Linked DNA regions of Homo sapiens: region 2 is linked to region 1. Evidence: chromatin contacts called from ENCODE Hi-C or POLR2A ChIA-PET data. All regions are on one chromosome and are shown on one strand. The core of a region is the stretch at or near the end of the contact, and the rest is flanking DNA. Distances in the headings are between cores, read along the strand shown.

Region 1 (4,876 bases), core at 855-3,354:
GAGATGAGTGGGGAGGAGTGGGGAAGTGAGACAAGGAAGGAGGGCAGCCAATAATGGGCATGTTTTCAAGCCAGCTACCACAGTGGAACTGGAGCCTGATCCCTCTGGGGAAGCACAGGGATCAATGTAAAACACTTGCCTCAAAGTTATCTCACCCGAGAGGTGAGGGAGCTGGGGCTTCTGTACACCAATCCCTTCAATCATTGGTTGAGGGCTGCTGGGGCTGGAACACAGACAACACCGGGTCCCCTGCATGCTCAGCCTGCCACAGGGCAGCCCCACAGGTCCCTGCAGCAAGAGAAACCAGACACAGGCACAAAGCACAGGTGCCAGCAGGTGGAATTGGGACCAGAAGAGCACTGAGTGGCAGGGCAAAGGGGATGTGGGTCGGGCACTGCCGCTGTCTGCTGCAATCTGTTTCCTACACCGCAGCCCTCCACAGCCAGGCTAAATGAAGACAAACTTGTTTCTTTACTTCAGGACACCTCTTGACATACTAATGGGCACTGGTGAATTTCCAAGAGCATTTCAGTGAATCTATTCGACTGTACATTGAATGTATTCAACCGTACACCTGCCCTGATTTTTTATCTCCCTAGGTGGACCTATCAGGGTCTCCCAGCACACAGCGCTGTCCTGAGCACAGTTTGGGAAATGCTGTCAGAGCTGCCTTCATATTAGCACAGAAAAGTGGAGAAGGCAGATTCTTACGGCAGTTGATCCAAGGTGCTCCCATTTTCTTAATGCGCATAAAACGAGAGTAACTAGCCATTTCTCATCTCGGCTTTGACCCTTGAGAAGCTTTCTCACCCAAGGAGGCACATATGAGAGCACTGAAAGGCAGTGTTGCAATCACACACGTGCGCGCGCGCACACACACACACACACACACACACACACACACAGTGGATGCAATCAAAAAGTCTATCACAAGGGAATGCCTAAATAAACTCTGATGTATGCATGCAAGGGAATTCTACCCAGCCGTTAGAGCAAATGAGTTAGAGCTCTAAACACTGACACTGAGAGGACCCCAAGACTAATAGGTGACAAAATCAAAGTGTAGAACAACACATGCAATATGCTACCATTTCTGTTGGGAAAAAAGCCCATCCAAACACACTAAAAATAAAACCACATATCTCTATATGATATGAATGTGTGTGTACACTTAAAAAAAGATCAGGAACGATATACATCAAATTAGAACTGTGATTACCTCTGCAGAAAAGGGAAGCTCGGTTGGGGAGGGAGAGAGGCGACTTTAGCTTGATCTGTATTGTTTGAATTTTTCTAACAAAAAATGTGTTCCTATATTACAGGTGTAATTAAAAATAAATGAAAATGTTTTACAGAAGAAAAAGGAAAAGCCTGGTGGTATATTCAGCAACATACCAAAATATTTACAGGGTTTATCTCTGAGTGCTGGGATTATGGGTGTTTTTAATTTTCTTGTTTGCTTATCTGTATTTTTAAATTTTCTACAAAGAGCATGCATTGTTTTTGTAATAAGAAGGGAAAAAACATAAAGTAATTTATAATTAAATATCCACTACACAACCTCCTTGTCTCCTGAGCTGGTTTGGACTTCGACTCTAGGCTTCCTAGACATTGCATTCCCAGTGGGATGCCCCAAGGACAGAGGGGGCTGACCCTCCTGAGGGCCAGCTCTGTTATTCCCTCTCTGTGTGACCTCAGGTCCTTAGATGCCTTGTCTGGGCCTGGCTTTCCTCCCCTACCCAACAACAATCCTAAGACCTGCCCTGTCTTCTCCACATGATGTCTGGGACACCCAGGAGACGACCACTGGGCTTTTTATGTAGCGCCCCATGCTTGTATGCAGGTCACAATTCTGATGGCCAGCAGAAGCAAGGGGAGCCTGACCAGAGCCATCGCCACCTGCCAAGTGCAAGGACCCCAGGCCCTGTCCAGGAGGCTGTGGGTCAGCTCCGGGAGCCAGCTGGAATTCAAAGTAGTCGGGCTGCTTGGAGAAACGTGCAAGATGCAAATCAGACACGTGAGTGGCGCCCGGCTGGAAGAACTGTGTCTCCCTCCAAGCGGGGCTCTGAGTGTCAGATTTTCCACTCTGTTTCTCTGTAGCATGTTCTGCACATCCCAGTGCTAAAAATAACTGTGGCGCGTGAGTGGGGGAGCAGCCCCAGAGAGGCTCCAAGAGCCACTGGGGCGGTTTGGCACGCCAACCTCCTTCCTCTGGGCAGTACATGCCCCAGCTGCAGAGGTTGGGGTCTGTTCCCCCAACACAAACCCCTCTCCCCTTTCCTCCCACCTCCTTCCCTGTGTCGAAATTCTTCCTCCCTTTGTGACCCCAGGGACCCAGAGAGCTGGCAGCTCTGGAAATTACAGGGATAGAAAAGCCCAAAAGAGGTCATCTTATCCACCTCTTGGGAGAACACAGTCACCCCTAAATCCTTAAGGACAACAGAGAAAGTCCTCTTAGTCTAAAACCAATCACTGAAATCCAATCTGGCAAATGGTCCACAGTCTCTGCTACTTGGAAAGTTATTCCTTGAGTCTAACTGGGACCTCTGCTGCTACAGCCAAAGCCCAGCTCCTGTTGTTCTCCCACTAGGGAGAGGAGAAAGAGAATCGCTAATCTCAAATTCAGATCAAACTGAACATAGAAGACATGTGTGGACCAGTGGCCTCTACTGTCCTGAGACCCTGGGACTCCCATACCACAGCAAGAAGGAGTTATGTGTTCCTCCCTACTGAGGGTGAAACTCCAGCTGAGCCAGCCTGTTGCCACATATCTATTCAACTTTGCTGGGCACCGTCTGCCCAGCATAAGACGCATTGCCAGTGCTTCTGCACCAGGCCTGGGGAGGAAGTCAGGAGACGCAGAAACCCAAGATGACACTTGCACCCTTAAAGAGCTTAGGGTTGAGTTTGGGACTCAGGTTCATGCCTGGAAAGAAAATTTACTTTGCACCCAACCAATGGCTGAGTGAGATGCAGCAGTCAGTGCACCGCCAAGGGGTGAGAGGTTGGGGGTGTCCCTGGAGAAACAGAGCTCTGAGATACATGACGGGAGTTGAGAGGTCTGAGCAAAAACAGGGAGGGTGAGACCATGGATTTTGTGGACACCAGGGACTACTGAGGGGAGGGCAAGGGCTCTGGATGTCCAAGAGAGGCACGGTGGAAAACAAGGTTGAGATCTGATGGTGAAGCCCTTTGGACGCCAAGAGGAGAGATTTGAACTTCATTCCTCAGGCCACATTTCTTAGATAATATTCCAAAATGGGGTATTAAATAATGATATCATGAAACAAAAGAAGGTGCATGGGGGTGTGGCATAATTAAATTTGGCAAACTGAGAAGGAAGGGACAAAGGAAGCCACGTTTCCCAAACTATTTGACCATGAAGCCCTTTCATCACAGAGATCCTCGTGGGACTGCCATTCTGGTTAACACACTCTAGGAAAAGGGTTTTGAAAAAGCCAGGAACATCATGGCATTATCGCTTTAGGACGTTGGTCTAAAGGGCTGCTGGAGGTCGTGGCAGCTGCAGTGCAGGGCAAGGTGAGACGGGGAGGAGAGGTGCAGGCAGTGGGCAGACCTGGAGGTGGAACAATGGCAGGCCCAGGACAGGCAGAGGGACCTGGAAGAGTCCGAAGAGCCACAGTGACGCTACATGGGACCATGTGCCTTTTCCAAGCCTCAGTTTCCCCTCCTGTGGAATGGGATGGCCTCTTTTCACAAGACAGTTGGGAGGACCCTTGAGTCTGTGTGAGTGGAAAAGTCTGGAAAGCTGGAAAGAGTCCGGAGCTCTTCTATCAACATTCAGAGGAATGGAGGCTGGCGATGGAGTGGTCGGATTAGGACAGAAAGACCAACGATGGATTCAGGAGAGAGCAAGCAGCATGAGGCTGGAAGCCCCCAGTACCTCTATTTCCCTTCTGCTGCCTCATATTTGCATTGTTTCTTCCTCTCCAGCCCCTCTGACCCTTCCTCCAACAATGCAGAGCCTCAGAGAAAACAGTGTGCAATTGGAGGGAGACTGCTTGTCTTCCAGGCCGGCTCCAGCAATGCCATGCTGTACATCTCTGAGCCAGTCCCTCGACTTCTCTGAGACTCAGTTTCCTCATCTGTGAAAGGAAGAGAAGGGCGATGATAGTAACAACGCATTTGAGGTCTCTCCAGGTGCTGGGCTGAGTTCTTGCTTTATGACAACTCAATGAAACAGGAACTATTACCACTCCTGTTCAACACGTGGAAACTGAGGTGCTGAGAAGTGAAGGGAGTTGCCCAGGGTGACACAGGGGGTGATGAAGCCAGGACAGGCCCACTGCAGATGGCTGTTGGGAGGGCTGGATGAAATGGTGGAGAAGAAACATTCTTAAGACTGGCATTTGCTTGTCATCTTATAATGCCATTAAGATGGTGTAGCAGATTGCACTTTCCAAAGATGCCCACCACACCATCACCCATCCCACAGGCTTTTTGGCAATATGACCTTCCCCTCCTCTATAAAGAAGTGGGTTCTATTTCTCTGCCCTCTTGAATTTGGGTGGGTCATGATGATTTTTTCCAAAAGAATAGGAGGAAGAGACCTTGTGCCAGTCCAAGCCTTAGCCCTTAACTAGCCTGACAGCCTCCACTGGCAGTGTCCTGGGAGCTAGCTGCTACATAAAAAGAATCACTACCCTGAGCCCACACTGCTGGGAGAGGCCCAAGCCACGTGGAGAGGCCCTGGAGGATGAGATGCTGCAAGAAGAGAGGCAAAGACCCCAAGAAGCCAGCCTTAGCCACCACATGAGAGACCCAGGTGAGTCCCAGACAACCCAGAGAGCAGAGCAAAAGAAGAAGACATTGCTCGAAGCCCCTCTCTTCTGGTATGGTTGTTACACAGCAGTAG
Region 2 (4,869 bases), core at 698-3,197, 62 kb before region 1:
TGGATTAGACACTTCACAGCCCACTTGGAGGGGAGGCTGAGATCACCAGGCGGCGATCCCCCCTCAGCTGGGAGGGCAGGGGAGCTGGGCGGGGGCAGGGGGTACCCCACATTGGGGAGGGGGTGGCTCGCTGCATGGCTTGGCTTCTTTCATTTGAGTTGGATGGTCCCCAAATCACACAGTGTTAGATGGAAGGAACATATTCCATATGGAGGTGGAACAATCTAGAAGTCAGGAGTAGAACTCTTGAGTCTGGTCTATCAGCTCCCGTGCCCCAAGGCTGCCCCCCCCCCACCAGCCCACACCCCCTCCTTGATTGGCAGGGACTTCTTGGCTCCCTGACTGAAGGCCAAGTTCCTCAAATGCGGAGGGTCCGGATCCTCCAAGGCCGTGGACCCCGGGTTCCAGTGCTGATGACTCCCTCACTGTGGCTGGGCTGTGGAGAAGGCTGGAGAGGTCAGGGGAGGGAGAGAGTCATTTGCCTGCATGGAGCCCACCCAATCCCCCTTCATAAAAGAAGTCACCAGGCCAGGCACAATGGCTCACACCTGTAATCCCGCTTGCCCTTTAGGAGGTCGAGGCAGGCAGATGACTTGAACACGGGAGTTTGAGACCAGCCAGGGCAATATAGTGAGATCTTATCTCTATAAAAATACAAAAAAAAAATTAGCCAGGCATTGTGGTGTGCCTGTGGTCCCAGCTACTTGGAAGGCTGAGGTGGGAAGATCACTTGAGCCCAGGAGGTCGAGGCTGCAAGGAGCTGTGATCACGTCACTACACTCCAGCCTGGGGTGAGAAAGCAAGGCCTAGTCTCAAAAAAAGAACCACCAACCAGGGAGAGGGTGAGCAGGGCAGGGCCAGAAGAAGTCCCAGCAATGGAGAATGAGAGGTCACTTTTTAGTGGAGGCAGAAGGGCCAGATGCAGATGCCCTGGAGAGTATATAAGACTGGAAGCTTCTACAGTGACTGATACCGTCTGATTTCCCAGGTCTACCCTGAACCAAATTATAACCTGGAATCTTCATACCCTATCCAGCCACCCACGGACAAGATTTTTGCTCTTCATTGTGTTCATTAATAATAATGTCTGTTAATAAAATTATGAAATGTATCAGTCAGGATCCAACCAGGAACCCATAAACCATGGGAGGTATTTAAAACAGAGGGAATTTAACATGAGGACTGGAGACACAGGTGAGGAGAAACCAGCAAGGCAACCCAGAGACCAGCACCAGCTCTAGACCCTAGGGAGGTAAGGAGGGAGGAAGGAGGTGCTGGTGACGAAGCCCAGGAGCCAGGATGACCCAGCCACCCTGGAACCTCAGTAGGTCACAGAGAGACATGGCCAGCCCCTGAGAGCAGAACAGGGGATGTGGAAGAAGGGGCTCTGAGGACAAATTGAGCAAGGTCTGGCCCGCTCATCAACATTTTGAAACCCCAAGCTGGATTTCCAGTTTCTCTGCAAAGAGCAACGCCAGGCCTGCTTTTTCTTATGGCCACAAGCATCTGAAAGGGATAGAGGTGGTCTCCTTCAGATAGGGCATGCTCCTCTATGGTTTTTCCCAGGTCCCGCCGGGACTGCCTTATTCATTGATGGTACCTATGAGTATTTGAATTTGCAACCCCTGGTTTCAATCAATATACCCATTTTGTAGAGAGAGAAGCTGAGGCCCAACCAAGGGGAAGTGATTTACCCAAGGTTACAGGATGGGTCAGGAGTAGAGGCAAGACCAGAACTTAGAGCCCTTGGATTATCTTAAGTGCAGAATTAATTAGCAAAGATGGAAAGCATCTGTGGAGTGACTGCATCTGTCAGCGGAGAATGACTCACCTCCCTTGCTGTGGCCGGGCTGTGGAGCAGGCCAGAGAGTGGTACTTGCTAGACCAGCAGTGCCGTTGCTCCTGTGTGCCCTGGCCATCAGCCTTGCCATGAAGGCCAGCAGGAGAAACGCCAGCAGTGATCACGAGGAACGACTCAGGCAGGACAGCCTGTTCTGAGGCTGCTGCAACCACTTAGGTGCTATGTGACCACAGCAGAATCCCTCTCTGTGCTCCATAACGCAAGGTGGTTGGGCCCGACGCCCTCCTGGAGCCTTCTCCACTCCACCGGGCTGGAATTCTATTTCCTGGGGAGAGGTGGGAGGAAACCATACCCCCATAGAAGCCAGCTGAGTGCATGAGGGTCCTTAGAAAGGAAGGTCGAGGGGGAGACACTGGGAAACATAAATCTGCTGGCACGGCTCTCTCAGAAAGGGTTTTAATTAATTGTTTTTATACGACATAAGAGCAACTCATTACCGAACAGCTTTGATTTGTGACACCTGCATTATAGATGATTTTTAAATTAACATTTCCCCAATAAAAGGTGTCAGTAGAGAGCTGAAGGCGCCCAGAGAAGTATAAAAGGATAATAGTATGAAAATACAAATAAACACCAGCCCAGCCTAACAAAGGGGGCTGCTTAATCAATTTTACAATTAATTAAGGCTGCCTGGGATGGCTGGGGCCCTGGAGGCAGTTCAAGGTACTGGGTTGAGGGACTCAGGCATCAAATGCTAGGACAAGGGAAAGTGTTTGGGGCTTACGAGAGACCTGCAGTGAGAATGTAAGACGCTCTGCTAGGCTTCCCTGGAAAGGGAGAGAAACAGGAGGCAAATCTGTCCCAATGAGTATCCTTTCTCCCTTTGTTGTCCTGGATTTGTCATGTGTGCATTCAGTATTTAGAGAGCTCCTACAAGCTATGGCAGGCAGAGCAGAGGCACCCAGGTGAGAGGGAGGAGCAGCACACTGGAGACGCTGAGAGCTCCATGTGTCTGACGCAGAGTGAAGGGCAAAGGAGGAGAGAAAACTGGCAGGGTAGGCAAGGGCTAGACTATCATGGCCTCTGAAAAGGGTCATACGGCATTTGGAGTTGTTTTCAGATGTCGTTTGCAGAGTGTAGGTAAGGGAACCACATGAGAAGATTTCCATTTTAGACAGAGGCTCCTGGCTGCCATGTGAATCATACAATAGAAGAGCAGAGGGAGGAAAGACAAGTGACCCAAGCAAGACCTGCTCATGGATGCAGTTCAGACAGCAGTGGCTGAGGGACAGGAACAGACCCAGGAGAGGCACAAGAGCTAGAGCCCACACACATGTGTTGCTGCTGCATGCCTGTTGGAGGAGAAGGGAAGGGGAATTGAGAATAACTCAAGCCAAGGACAGTGCTGGAGAAGCAGCTGTGAACAATACACAGATAAGGTCCCTGCCTTCAGGGGTTTTACATGGTCAGGAGAAACAGAAAAAAGACCCACAAAGGAATGAGCAAAGGACTTGGTAGCTCAGGACTGTAATCCCAGCATTTTGGGAGGCCAAGGCAGGAGGACTGTTTGAGCCCAAGAGCTCAAGACCAGCCTGGGCAACAGAGTGAGACCCTGTCTCAAAAAAAAAAAAAAAAATTAGCTGGGTGTGGTAGTGCACACGTATAGTCCCAGCTACTCAGGAGGCTGAGCTGAGAGGATCACTTGAGCCCAGGAGTTCAAGGCTCCAGTGAGCTGTGATTGTGCCATGGCACTCTAGCCTGGGCGACACAGCAAGATCCTGTCTCTAAAATAAGAAGAGAGAGAGAGAGAGAGAGAGAGGAAGAAAGGAAAGAAAGAGGGAAGGAAGGAGGGAAGGAAGGAAGGAAGGAAGGAAGGAAGGAAGGAAGGAAGGAAGGGAGGAAGTGAGGGAGGGAGGGAGGAAGGAAGGAAGGTAGGACAAGAAGACAAGAAAGTCAAATCAGTTGCTGTGGCTGGGACAGCTGAGAGCAGCACAGTTTGGGACAGGGTAATCAGATGGCTATCAGGGAAGGTGACATTTGACCTGAAGGCTGAGGAGCCAGCCAGACCAACATCTGGGGAAGGGGTGGTCCAGGAATTCATGCAACAAGTGCAAAGGCCCTGTGGCTGGGATGAGTAGGAGAAGGCAAAAAAATGACCCTTAACCTCCCCCATTTCTACTACACTCTCTTAGTTTTATCTTTCTTTTCCTCTGGTTGACCAAGAAGGGTTATATAATTGGTGCATAATTGGCATATAATTTGAGGACTGTACATAGAGGCTGTGGAGCATTGAGAAAAGTTTCCAGTGATCCATGCCAGGCCCTGTCCACTCCTCTCTGGAAGACTTGAGCCCTCCAGAGGAGCCCGTCTCCACCTCTATACCTCCGACTTCCCATCTTGATCACTATCTGCCCCAGACCTCTCTCCTGAACTCCAGACCCACCTGGGGGTCTCACAGGCAATCATCTTCCTCCCAAAGTCCATTTATCCCTCTGTGTTTCCAATCTTAATTAAAGACGCCACCGTCCAACCAGACACTCAAAAGGGAGACCTAAGAACAGTCTTGATGCTCCCTCTCCCTATATCCAAATCCTGTGGGCTCTTCCTCCTTAGAGCTCTTGAACCGATCTCAACCCATTGCATGCCATCCTAATGGCTCTAGCTTTCCACATGTCTTACCTGGGTGACCTCAGCAGTTTCCACTCTCCTCCTATCCATGTACCCTGGACACAGCAGCTGGAGGAGTCCTTCTAAGTGAAAACTTGTCCTGCTGTACAACTGCCAGAAAAGCTTTGGGGACTTCCCTTGCTCTCCAGCTAAAGTTCAAACACTATTGTCATGCTTTTTGGGGCCCCTAGAGTCTAGCCCCTCCCTACCCCCTTGGAGAACCACCTTGCCCACCCCCATGCTTTGGTATCCAGACACAAGCATCTCCCTTCAGCTCTCCCACCTGTTTTCTTTTCTCTCTGCCTGGAACATTTTGGGTGCTCTGCCCTATACCCTGGCCCTCACCATTGTCTGGCCACCTTCAACTCCACAGCCCAGGCTGCAGGCTCGTCAAATCAAAT

What was found. Hi-C counts contacts between places; a loop is a spot of excess contacts on that map. ChIA-PET counts read pairs that join two places held with the same protein, here RNA polymerase II (POLR2A). Pooled maps may share reads with other maps.
Region 2: a loop to region 1 is called in a map of Right ventricle myocardium inferior, with 2.6 times the contacts of the local background. The contact joins two enhancer-like sites. A Hi-C loop is called at or near these places in 3 of 168 maps with a recorded cell type or tissue (Caco-2, Right ventricle myocardium inferior and dorsolateral prefrontal cortex) and 10 of 50 pooled maps. POLR2A ChIA-PET finds 5 or more read pairs at or near these places in 2 of 52 experiments (PC-3 and SK-N-SH).

The regions. Positions count from the first base shown.
Region 1 is chr10:78,213,044-78,217,919 of GRCh38, reverse strand. No RefSeq gene overlaps it. Among named protein-coding and RNA genes, the nearest start is that of LINC00856, 33 kb to the left of the region's middle. RefSeq lists enhancers at 1,508-2,008, 345-4,876. Within about 2 kb of position 2,104, at least 13 of the 41 ENCODE cell types and tissues checked have a DNase peak (open chromatin) inside an H3K27ac peak, as active enhancers do.
Region 2 is chr10:78,275,174-78,280,042 of GRCh38, reverse strand. LINC00595 (long intergenic non-protein coding RNA 595) reads right to left here. Exons shown (of 3, transcript NR_073447.2): 2 at 549-644; 3 at 1-448. Among named protein-coding and RNA genes, the nearest start is that of LINC00595, 10 kb to the right of the region's middle. Within about 2 kb of position 1,947, at least 4 of the 41 ENCODE cell types and tissues checked have a DNase peak (open chromatin) inside an H3K27ac peak, as active enhancers do.